Linked DNA regions of Mus musculus: region 1 is linked to region 2. The links are chromatin contacts, found by Hi-C or POLR2A ChIA-PET in ENCODE. All regions are on one chromosome and are shown on one strand. The core of a region is the stretch at or near the end of the contact, and the rest is flanking DNA. Distances in the headings are between cores, read along the strand shown. Region 1 holds the start of Egr2 (early growth response 2). Region 2 holds the start of 1110002J07Rik (RIKEN cDNA 1110002J07 gene).

Region 1 (6,270 bases), core at 401-2,900, 620 kb before region 2:
TGTTTGTTTAAGTATTTTTAGGTAACTTGAGGGTAGGGGTTAGGGTAGAGAATGGAGCAGAAGGGCTGCGGGAGCTTCGGGGAGAAAGATCCTCGGCCGGAGGCGCCCCCTCCCTCTGCCCGCGCTCTCCCCGCCCCCTCCCCTCCAGCTGCTGCTCAGAGCGGGCGCCCTTCCCGGCGTGTCTGGGCGGTCCGCTGCGTGGGGGCGACCAGATGGAGGCTTGGACACTCACCCTGCCCGATGCGCATACACACACACACACACACACACACACACACACACACACACCACGCTCGCTCCACTTCCGCTACACACTCTCCCTCCTCCGCTGCCCTCTTACAAACCCACTCAACACACCTTACGCTACACACTACACACCTCCTCCCTCTTGACAGCGCGCGTGTGTGCGCCTGCCTGCCTGGCGACAGTCAGGATATCCTAGGAAGACACTGCCTTCATCTTCACAACTCACCAACCCCCCGCACCCCCCCCACGGGGAGGGGTGCATCCTACCACCCGCGCCTAAGGTCTACCCCAGGAATAGCCCCCCCCCCACGCCCTTGCTTAGAGCTTCCTCTGCGCTGAGTGACAACAAATGGCACAGTTTCTGGTAGCCATGGCCCCCACACGTGTTTTCCCCGGCAAATAAATAAGTCAATAAATAAACAAGCCCTTCCAGGAGAAAGCTTCCTGCTAAATGACCAAAAACTTTTAAGAGAGCTAAAACTGCTGGCCCTCCGGACACTCGGTTCCCACCTTCCCCACGCGCCCAGCCCTCTTCCGATGCGCTCTGGCTACTGCAGGGTACCCAAGCCCGAGGCTCCGGGATCTACGTAGCCTGGGATAGCAGACGCAAGCTGGGAAACTGCCCTGCCCTTCTCAGCTTCAAAGTCCCGCAGAAAAGGGATTCAGACCGGGCTAGGCTGTTCTCTTTCTTGACCCACGCTACCCGGAGCAGCGAGGATCCCCAGCGGGCAGGAGCCACGGCGCCACGCCGTGGAGGGAGCGCGGCGCTGCAGGCGCTCTCCCGCCCATCACCTGCGATGCCCGCGGCCGCAGCGCGCCGGCTCCTGCCCTATTGGAGTACGGTGGTCAGGGGAGCCCCAGTGCCACCAGGAGCCGGCTTGTCGCCGCTCTCTGAGCAGCGCTGTTCTCCTCGTGCCAACCGTGAAAGTTGTTCTCCCGGGAATGGTCCTCGCCATTACTTCAAACGCCCAAAAGCATTATCTGGGAAAGTTTCTCGATCGTGCTCTGCGCGCGATCTCCTTTCCAATTGGGGATCAAATTCAAAGGGGACAGGAGAGAACGCTCAGCGAAACCTCTGTGGGTATCCCACCCTCTTAAAAACCCTGCAAAGCCCTGTTTCGAAGGGAGAGGGGGGAGAAAAGGAAGAAATAGTGGTGCTCTTACCACGTGCGCCAGCCCGCTCCGCCTGCGCTCCGGCCAGTCCCGCGGCCCCCGCGCTGACCACAGGCAAGACGACGCCTCGGTGGGGAGCCCGACTCTCATCTCCAGCCTGGGTAGGGAAGAAATGGGGGGTCGGGTTATGCAAATAGAGGTCCCGGCGGTGGGACTCAGGTTACGGGTCCCCCACCAGCCCCAGAGGTGAAGCACCCACCCGCGCGGGAGGCGCGGGCCCTGGCGACTGCTGGCGCTTCGCTGCCGTCGGTGCACGTGGGCGGGAGGATTGCAGCAGCCGCCCCTCTCCCCCGCGCTGTCGCCAACCCCGCAGGCTGCCGCCTCGCGCCGCCCCGAGGGGGAGCTCCCGGGCGGCGGAGAGAATGGGGAGCAGGGAAGCCAGCCCAGGGCAAGACGCCCGATGATGGTAGAACTGACTGGAGCGCGGGAAGCTGGCGGATTGCCGCTACCAACCTTCGCAGAGGAGGACAGTGGGGGTAAGAGAAGTGGTTCCATACCATCAAGGAGTCTAGAAAGGGGGAGAGGGGTGGGGGGGAACCCTGTGGAAGCTGAGCCTTCCAAGAACTCTCTCACCTACCCTTAAGAGCTTCGCTGGACCCAGCTATGGCTAAACATGGGGGAGGGGAGGCAGGTGCTAATAGAGGCTAGCTGCCCCGAGGCAGGCCAGGCTCTGAAGGATGCCCGGGGCCAGTCCCTCTCTCAGCCTTTCCAGAACATCGGAGGAGAACCAGTCTTTGATAGCCTTACTTACCCCCCCATACCCCACTTTCTTCCTCCCCCCTTTAAAAAAAAAGTACAAACCTTTAAATGTAGTCAGCGTAGATAATGGAACAAAATCAAGAGCACATATTTCAAGCCAGCCCCAGCGAGCTTAGACAGATAAGTTCAGGAAAGCTAAAAGAACTTGCCTAAAGTCTCGCAGCTGGTGATTGGTGGTCCAGTTCAAATCTGCTGCCCGGTCTTCAGGATCCAAGTCCCTTGCCCTGGTCACTATGCGGGGTGCTCAGAAAGCCTGGCTCACCCCATTAGGGAAGAACACGCCGACTTCATCAATTTCATCTTGCTTTGGCATTTCAGAGGAAAGTGAAGCTGAGGTGGTAGTAGAGGGTGGCTACAAGGCAAGAGAGAGGGGGCTGTTACAGACAGACCCCTTCAGGGAGAGGGAGAATTCCAATGTAGCGACTCTGCAGACCTGTTCCAGGGAAGGAATGACCAAGCATATTAATGCTGCTGTCTTAAGAGAACCCAACCCCATGGTATCCTTCCTGGAGGCAAGGAGGGGTAAGAGGAAGGCAGGGGGTGTGATTCTGTTCTACGGAGAGGAAGAACCCTGAGATGTGGGAGTGGAATACCAAGGTGAGACCAGGATTCCCTACTTTGGAGCATTTGAACTGTTAGTGTTTAGATAAAAATGCAACAAACAAATGACGAGAGAGAGAGAGAGAGAGAGAGAGAGAGAGAGAGAGAGAGAGAGAGAGAGTTGTCACTACATGTGAATAAGACACTCCAAAAGATATCAAGTCAGGAACAATTTGCTGCCAGACTCATTTGCTTTTTCCAGAGGAGGTCAAAAAAAACCCAGGAGATTCCTTTGATGCAGGCTGCCTGGGATGAGGGTAAAGTAGCACTGTGGGCAGTTGGGAGATGGCTAGAAGGTCCTAAGGAATGCCTTGTCAGGGTGGTTTTGGACTTTCTTTCGGTCGGTCTCGTAGCTGTTCTACAAAGTGTGTTAACAGGATGATGGTTACTCAAGAGACACGTCAAATGATTTACCACATGCATTTTGATGTGCCAAGAAACGTGTTTGGATATCTTCACATGTGATGTCATTTTCCTCCCACCTGCGACTGCTGGTGGAGAATGGGAGATGCAGCCAAGGTTAGCATCCCCCTTAACCATAGACGCAAGCAAGGACCAGATCTGCAATTCTGATGGCACAAAGCACGTGGCCTTTAAAAACCAGACAAATGCTAACTGACAAATAGCTCCCCACACCTAGTATCTCAGGACAAACTTGAGGACCTATGGGTTTTAGCTGAGCTCATGCTATGCCTGACAGAGCTGTGGAGCCAAAGTTAATGACATCCCAGTGGCATAGATAATATGGACAAGACCCTTAGGACCATATTTCAGAGATGTATCAGTACTGGTTCAAGCAGTGGATGGGCAGAGTCTTAAAACTATTTCTTGATGATCAACCGTGATTCCAGCATGTGCTACACTCTGAGGGATATGATGGTACCTAGACCCAGGTCCAGCTCCGAATCCCACCGAGTTTGTCCAGCACATCACTCAAAGGCACCATCACGGTGGCTGTGTTTGCTCCCAACAAAACAAAATATCCAGCTGAGGACCTCACCTGTCACAGATCTGAAGGACATGCAAGGATTGGGGGTGGGGGGGTATGATCTCTGGAAAGAAGGTTTCGGGGAGAATGTAGGTATAGGACGGGCCTTGGGGCAGGAGAAAGCAAGGTACATTTGTGAAGAGAAAGTCCAGTGTGGGTAGAGATTTCCAGATCATCTTCCATGCCTGGCATTGGGGCCAAGGAGAGCAAATACAGGCAACGGTCTTGTGAGCATCCTAAAAGGCTTCAATCCTGGAATGAAGTACATTCCTCGGCGGTCAATAAGAAAACGAGAGTGTGAGCTTTGTCCCGTATAAAATGAAAGCATGCGTCAGGGCAGCAGAGAGACATCCTGTCAAACGTACAGATCACTTTACTAAACCTGGCTTTTGAAAACCAGATGAGCAGGCAAATGGCTGTTAACTATTTGCACGATTACTTCAACCCAGGCCCAATTCAACAGATGTTAAGTCTGGTGATAAGAGCTTAAAACCAACGCCTCCTTTCCAAATTTGCTTTGAGCTTCTGTATTGAGTGTATTATGTATGATCACATGAGAAATGAAGGTCATTACAACTGGGAAACCCACCCATGTCTATTTTACTAGCCTGTTTATATTGCCAGGTTGTGGGAAATAATTCTTTTTTCTCTTCCGACTAATGTCGAATTCGCGAAACTTTTGGTTTCATGTTCACAAAAGGGTCAGGCAGGGCATCTCTGCCAAAGCAATTGTCTCATAACATCTAAGTACAGACATTTGGGGTTTCATCTCAATAATCTCACCAAGGTGGTCACCATTTGTTAGGGTTAAGACGGTGGGTTCTGGTTTTCCATTCAAATCCCAACGTTGCCACTCCTGGCTGTGTGTACCTTCACCACATTTCATAGCTGCTCTGCCCTGGTTCCTTCATCTGGAAAGTGAATGGAATGACCATCAAGTTATTGTGATGATTAAATACAGTAATGGGAAGCTGCCAGCACACTATTGCTGCATATTAAATATGCAATAATTGTTACTTATTAAATGACTTTCATTGCTTAATGCTATGCACCAGACACAACTTTATCATTCTAGCTTCATCACTGTGTCCCTCATAACCAACCTGAAAGAACACGGCTAATCTCTTCTGTTTCATATATGTGGGGGCGAAGCCTTAGGGAGGGGACATGACATGCCCAAGTCTCTGCAGCAAGATGCAGACCCAGAATATGGACTTTGTTGCATTGGCCTCAGAGCTGTGTGTTTTGAGCTCATGCGATGCACAGCTCACATCAAATAAAAGCAGAACAGCTTTTCTTCAGATATGGAGGAAGGGAGGATTCATGGTATTTCTCTCCAAGTTCTGAGTTTCTGCTTCCAAGAATAATGAATTCACCATTACTGAGAAGGAAGGTTGGGGGGAAGAACGGGAACCCTCGAGGTAGAAGTTTTTGTAATACACTTTAAAACAGATTTTATCCTTTGAAAAACAAGGTCTAAGCTCAGAAAGCCAAGTTACACGTTTAAAGTAACCTAATTAAGATACAAGTTCCACCCTCCCCTGTCCCCCACCCCCAGAAGGATCAAAATACCGAATGACTGCTTTTTCAAGGAAAAGGTTGGGACTATCAAAGTGATTGGAAATTTAGGAGACAGATGGTACACACCTGTAAGGTCCACATTTAGAAAGCTGAGGCAGGAAGATGCCCAGTTTCATGCCTGAGATGTAGAGCAAATTTAAGCCCACCATAGGGCATTTTTGCCTCAGTATGCCCTAGGAACAAAACTTGTCTTGTGTGATCTGTCCACATTTTCTGTTACTAGCATTTTCTTAAACTATGCCCATCACCTGAGTTCAGAAGTGTGATTGCTCTCCGTGTTCCAGCCAGTAGAGTTCTGGATGGGAACACAGTGTCTTCCAGGCAGTGAGAGAACCTCAGAGATAACTCCTCATTAGTTCTGCTGGCCTTCCTGCATGCTATGTCAAACAGTTTCCCTTAGAGATACCACACTGCCGAGCAAGGACCTCCAGGAGCCTCATCTAAAGAGAATGTAGATACCCCTCCACCCCCCGCATGCAGCAAAGGCTACTCTTTCTCTGAAGTACCACCCTCTGCAGTCAGTGTAGAGACCACTGAATGCCATGTCCACCAGCAGAGAACAGCTAAGGACAAATCTGCCTGAAGCCCTAGCTAGGCCGTTTCTTTCTTTCTGGTTCTTCTTCCCACCTGCTACAGGCAAGGAACCGGGAAGAACGCAAAGGACAGAGGGCAAAGAATCCGGAAACATCTTCCCAATTCCTTCTGTCATTTGGTAATGGTATTATTTAGAGTTGATGGTTGCTTCAGGGAGAGGCCATGTGTGCTTTCTGCCATCGCACCACCCTAGTCTTCCATGGGAGACAGGCTCTTCACTCCCATATCTATTGATGGTTCTTAATCATGTACCACAAAGGTAAGGAGGCGTGACATTCCCTCAAGCCTGCCATAACACTGAATAACAGCCCATGTGGCCACTGGCTTAG
Region 2 (5,847 bases), core at 917-3,416:
AGGCTTATTGAACGCCTGTAGACCTTTGCCTGATGATAAGGGATTCGAAAGGCAGCTTTGGGGAGCTGGAGAGATGGCTCCGTGGTTAAGAAGAACTCTTGCCAAAGACCAAAGTTCATTTCCTAGCACCCATGTCTGGAGGCTCACAACTGCCTGGCACTCTTCTGGTCTCTGCTGGCACCTTCGTGTATGTACTCTAACCTGTGTGTGCTCATGAGACACACACACACACAAATCCTTTAAAGACGGACTTGTTACAGTCTGTCAGATTTCTGGAGGCTTATACTCAAGCAGGAGAGGGACTCATACAACTGGGGCAAAAGCCAGATCTTTCAGATCATCTCACTGAGGGTCAATGGGAACGTTTACCCGGAGAAATCACTCACTGCATGGCGAGATAATCTCGGGTGTGTGGAAGAGATGGCAGGATCTTTTTTCAAAACAGATTTTCCTCTTCTTTGACCTTTTCTCGGGATGATTGTACTGTTGTTAACTTTATTACTGGAGCTTAATGTCCAAGAAAGCAGGAAACACTTCTGGAAACAGCTGTGAATGTGGCCATTCATTGATTTTTTTTTTGTCCCCATCATTAGGGCCTTCGGAGAGGGATTTCAGTTTTCAGGGCTAGGGCGCCTGTGTTCTCCTTAGAAGTACTAATGACAGGCACTTAAATTAGACCACACAGAGTTAAGGGAAATGATTCAATCCTCCATTTTCATCAGACCAGCGACTGGAGCCATCTACCTTGACCTCTCCAAGGGGTTCCAGAACAACTGTGTAATTCCCAGAAAGATAAGAGGAGGCAGGTCACTCGGTGGTTCTGAAGTCTCCCCTGTAATCCCAGGGCACACCTCAAGGCAGGAGGATGCCAAAGTACGCGGGGCAAGTTGGGTGTGAGCGGAGACGGGGGCCTTAATGGAGGGCCTGGCACTGTGACAGTGTGCAGGCCCAGTCTGGCCTGTGCGGCAGCTGCACAAGTTTTCCGGGACCGCAGCCAGCTGGTGGCTCATGGCAATGGTTTCTGGGTCCTGGCTCTGTCCCAAAACAGGCTGGAGCTCCTTAGTGTGATCCGGCCATGGCTTTGTTCTGACTCCAAGATGAAGTTTGGCTCCTGAACCAGAAAGGGGAAGGCAGGTCCATGCCCCCTTAACCCACGCTCTCCTTCCAACCAATCTGATACAGGGGACCGAGGGCGGGAGCAGAGTTAAAAGTCTAATGCTATGCAGGGTGGTTCCGCCCCCTTTGGGTCTCCTCAGCGCACCTCGACGCTAACCTTTGAACACTGAGCGCCAGCTGAGACTGAGGTCACTAAGTGCTTCAGTCTAAGGCAGAAGTCTAGAAGGTCCAGGAACACTTGGAGGTGACCCCAAACTGAGTTGCAACAATGCACGCCTTGGTTTTGCAAGACATATGATCTCCCAAATCAGGGTCTCTGAAACAGGCTACCCGGAAATCCACAGAGCTCTCAAAACAAGGTGACTCCTAATCTCCATCTCACGTTCGGTGACCATTTCCAACGGTGATGTTCCTTGACACGAAGGCTTCACTTTAAGGCATCTTTAGGACGTTTTGGTATCTGTATTGATTAGATTAGGCCATCTAAGGCAAGGCAGAAGGAGCTTGTAGACAAAGCTCCTAGACGAGACTCCAGCCTCCCGCGGCAGCTTGCTGTCCCAGCCCCTCCCATCTGGGGCTCTGAAATCGGCTTGTAAAATATAGGCTTTATTTGTAGGCTTCTCCCTCTAGTTTCAGGCTAATTCTCCTAGATTGAGAGTAACACAATAAAAGCAAGAAATTTTGTTTTGCTTGTTTGTTTGGAGTGCTTTCCTCCCCCCCCCCCCAACTCTTTTTTTGGAAACTGCAACCTCGGATCCCCACAGAGGCTGGGGGGGGGGGGGGGAGGAGTTAAGAACATCAATCAGTTTCGCAGCTGGAGGCTGAGGCTTTCCTCAGGGAAGACTTTTTACATAAAACAGATTGTACTTTGTCCTTGCCAGGGCAGACAAAGGTTTAAATTAAATATGCAGCAAGCTCCAGTTGGCTGCCTGCCACCACCCCGAGGTAGGGGGAAGGGAGACCGTGTCCCCCGCTCGCCTGACTCACTCAGTGTTTTTTTTTTTTTTTTTTTTTTCCCCTTCCCATTTCTGTTACTTCAGTGGAAGGCGCCTGCAGTCTTGGGTTGGGTTTTTCTGTAAATGCACTCTGTGAGAGATACGCAGCCTTCTGGGACCTTGGCTTCCTCTTCCATGCAAAGAGGGAGGTGACCTTTGAAGGTCTCTTCCGTATTTAACCTTTTCCGTTTTCTCTGATCTCGGTGGCAGGGATTTTCAGCAAATGCCCTAACCCTCTCTGTAGGGGGCTCACGTTCACCATTTCCAGGGTGAGTTCATCTCTGTGTAACTCGTCCTTACCTGGAGTGACTGGGTGTGTGATCTATTCTCACCATTCCTGGGGTGATCTCATCGATGTGTGATGCATCTTCACCATTCCTGGAGTAACCTCATCCATGTGAGATACATCCTTATCATTTCTGGGGTAACCTCATCTATATGTGATCTACCCTCCATTCCTGGGGTGACCTCATCTGTGTGGCACACAATGTGATTATAAAAAGACAAAGAGGTATAAGAACATGTTCTATGGGGGTGTGGTGAGGGGGGGGTGCCTCAGTGGGCCCATGCCAATGCATCCTTTCTCCCTGAAGGACCAGCCACATTCTATACTATTATATTGTATAGAATAGAATTTATTCAGGGCATGGGGAGAGGAGTTAAGTGGATAGTAGAGGCAGAGAAAGGCAGAGAGAGAGAGAGAGAGAGAGCAGAGAAGTAGAGGCCGGCCATGACCACAGGGAGAGAGGGAGAAGGGAAGGGGGAAGGGAAGAGCCCAAGAGGGCACGAGAGAAGCAAGCCGGGAAGGAGTAAGAGAGGGAGGAGGGGGCAAGCAGCCCCTTTTGTAGTGGGCCAGGCCTACCTGGCTGTTGCCAGGTAATTGTAAGATGGAATTTAGACAGAGTGCTAACCGTACACATCTTCACCATTCTGGGGATGATTTATGGATGGAAAAAAAGAGAAAGAAATGGGAGGAGCTCAGGATGTTCTTAGGTATGGTGGAGGAGAAGGTTTGTGACAGACATAAGAGAGAATACAGAATATGGACAAAAAGAGGCATCTGGGAGAGTGCAGAGTGAACATTGCCAGACTGAGCTGGACTATGTGGAGAGAGAGAGGCAGGGAAAGCAAGAAAGGAGACACTAACAAAGAGGGGTAGCCTGGGCTAAGAGATAATGTAACCGAAATGGCTGAATTGTATAGGAGCCAGAGAGGCTGGGGGAAGGGAAAACCCAGTCCAGCCTCGTGGCTGGAGAAGTTTAGGGTATGGGGTGGAGTATGCCAGCCAGGAGGACCCTGGAATGGGTAGAGACTCAGGGATGGTGGGAAAACTTGGTGGCCAGGGTCAGCTTTGATATGGTAATAGTAACCTCTGTTAGCTGTTTGTCTTGGGTTTGAGACCTAACAGTTTGATTTATATGTGATCCATCCTCACCATTCCAGGCATGACTTCCTCACCTCATCTATGTGTGATCCATCCTTGACATTCCTGGGGTGACTGGGTGTGTGAAGGTCTAACTCCACCTCCACCCCACCCCCACTCCAGACCTCTTGGACCAGCCAGCCATATTATCAGGGGACGTAATTAATGACATTTGACCTTGCATCCCAGTTGGAAAGCATTCATGCCTTACCTTCATCCTTCATCAAACAGCTCAAGCCAGTTGCTACTAGAGTTGAGGGTCCCTAGGGTGGAGTAGACATCGTTCTCTTTTTATGCTTTTAAATATTGGTAAGTGCCCTGAACTAGTCTTAGGTCAACTTGACACAAGCTAGAGTCATCTGAAAGGAGGGAATTTCTATTGAGGAAATGCCTCCATGAGATCCAGCTATAGGGGATTTCCTTAGTTAGTGATCAGTGGGGGAGGGCCCAGCCCACTGTGTTCTAACCCTGGGCTGATGGTCCTGAGTTCTATAAGAAAGCAAGGTGAGCAAGCCATGATGAGCAAGCCAGCAAGCAGCACCCCTCCATGGCCTCTGCATCAGCTCCTGCCTCTGGGTTCCTGCCCTGTTTGAGTTCCTGTCCTGACTTTCTTCGATGATGAACAGTGATGTGGAAGGTAAGACAAATAAATCCTTTCTTCCTAACTTGTTTTTTGGTCTTGGTGTTTCATTGCAAAAATAGAAACCCTAACTATAGGGCTGGAGAGATGGCTCAGCAGTTAAGAACACAGGCCACTTTCCCAAAGGTCCTGAGGTCAATTCTCAGCAATCACAGTCATCTGTAATGGGACCTGACGCCCTCTTCAGTCAGGCAGGTATACATGCAGAAAGAGCACTCATATACATAAAACTAAACAAATCTAAAAAACAAAAACCTAAACAACCCTAACTATAATGACAATAGTAGTAATAACAATAATAAAAACAAACCTTGGGGCCTAACCAAGCAGTTGATGGGATCTGAGGACGGAACTCAACTTGCAAGTTGGTTGCTGGGGGCTGGGAGAGTGTATGCAACCCTGGGATTCATCCCCAATACTGCATTTAACCTGAGTGCACAGCCTGGGTGTGGAGGAGCAGAAGTTCAAGGTTGTTTGAAGGAGAATGACTCCATAGGCTCAGAGATTTGAATGCTTGGTCACCAGGGAATGGTGCTATTTGACAGGACTAGAGGGTGTAGCCATGTTAGAGGAAGCATGTCACTGGGAGTGGCCTTTGAAGATGAGGATGTCGCTGCAAGCTCCTTCTCTAGCCCCATGTCTGCCTGCCAGCTGCCTGCCTGCTCCCACCACGATGATGATGGACTGAACCCCTGAAACTGTAAGCCAGCCCCAATTAAGTGAGTTTAATTAAGTGAGTTTAATTAAGTGAGTTTAGGCCCCAGTTATAAGAGTTGCAGCCTTCAGTGTCTTGTCACAGCAACGGAACAGCGACTAAAATGTGGAGATACAGGAGGCCTCGCCTCAAAACGTGACAACATAAAAATTCACGTTGTAAGCTGGGCGGGAAGACAGCTCCTTTAGAGGTTGTCCAGTCATTGTTTTCAATATTAAACTGTTACACTCGGAGGTCAGTTTCAGGAGAATAACTTGACCGGTGTTTAGCTTCCAAATCAAGTCATGTCCTAGAAGTTAGTGGCTCTGCTCTTTTATCAGTCAACTTATAATTTCTAGTTCCATGATAAACACTTTTTAAATCTTTTTACTTCTTACCTTCACCTCTAGCAGCTCTAAAGGAAGGCATGTTTACACATCAGGTCTCTTTTTTATATTATTTAGCAAGGGTGTACTTTATGCGATGATTAACAGTAAATGTAAAGATTGTTTTTTATATATTATTGGATAATAAACTAAGTAGGCTAGGGGCTAGAGAGATGGCTCAGGGGTTAAGAGCACTGGATGCTCTTCCAAATGGCCCAGATTTGATTGGATTCCCAGCATCCACATGGCAGCTCACAACTGTCTGTGACTCCAGTTTGGTGTTTTGCCTGCATGTATGTCTGTATGAGGGTGTGTGTGTGTGTGTGTGTGTGTGTGTGTGTGTGTGTGAGTCTGTGCCACCCACCTTGTTTTTTTGAGAATGACCTCTTCCTGGGACCAGGTTTCCTGGCCCGCCAGCGTAGTTCGGGAGTGTAGCGAGTAAGGCAAGGGTAGCGAGCTTTTTTTTTTTTTTTGCGGGAGCTGGGACTCTGGCTGAGCTCCTCCGGCTTGGCAAGCCCAGTGCCAACAGAGCTACCTCCCTAGCCTCTATCTTTTTTTTTAACTTCCTGTAGAGAGCAAGTGTCTTGGATTTT

The links. A loop is a pair of places that touch in the nucleus more often than their neighbours do. ChIA-PET counts read pairs that join two places held with the same protein, here RNA polymerase II (POLR2A).
Region 1: a loop to region 2 is called in a map of T-helper 17 cell, with 2.4 times the contacts of the local background. The contact joins the promoter of Egr2 here to the promoter of 1110002J07Rik in region 2. A Hi-C loop is called at or near these places in 2 of 37 maps with a recorded cell type or tissue (Patski and T-helper 17 cell). POLR2A ChIA-PET finds 5 or more read pairs at or near these places in 1 of 5 experiments (embryonic stem cell).

The regions. Positions count from the first base shown.
Region 1 is chr10:67,530,879-67,537,148 of GRCm38, reverse strand. Egr2 (early growth response 2) reads right to left here and starts at 1,650. Exons shown (of 4, transcript NM_001373983.1): 1 at 1,619-1,650; 2 at 1,411-1,516. The coding sequence starts at 1,509. Gm32255 (a long non-coding RNA gene) reads left to right here and starts at 969. Exons shown (of 4, transcript XR_380523.3): 1 at 969-1,895.
Region 2 is chr10:66,916,703-66,922,549 of GRCm38, reverse strand. It overlaps 1110002J07Rik (RIKEN cDNA 1110002J07 gene), which reads left to right and starts at 2,166. Exons shown (of 5, transcript NR_138561.1): 1 at 2,166-2,380; 2 at 4,161-4,171; 3 at 4,720-4,874.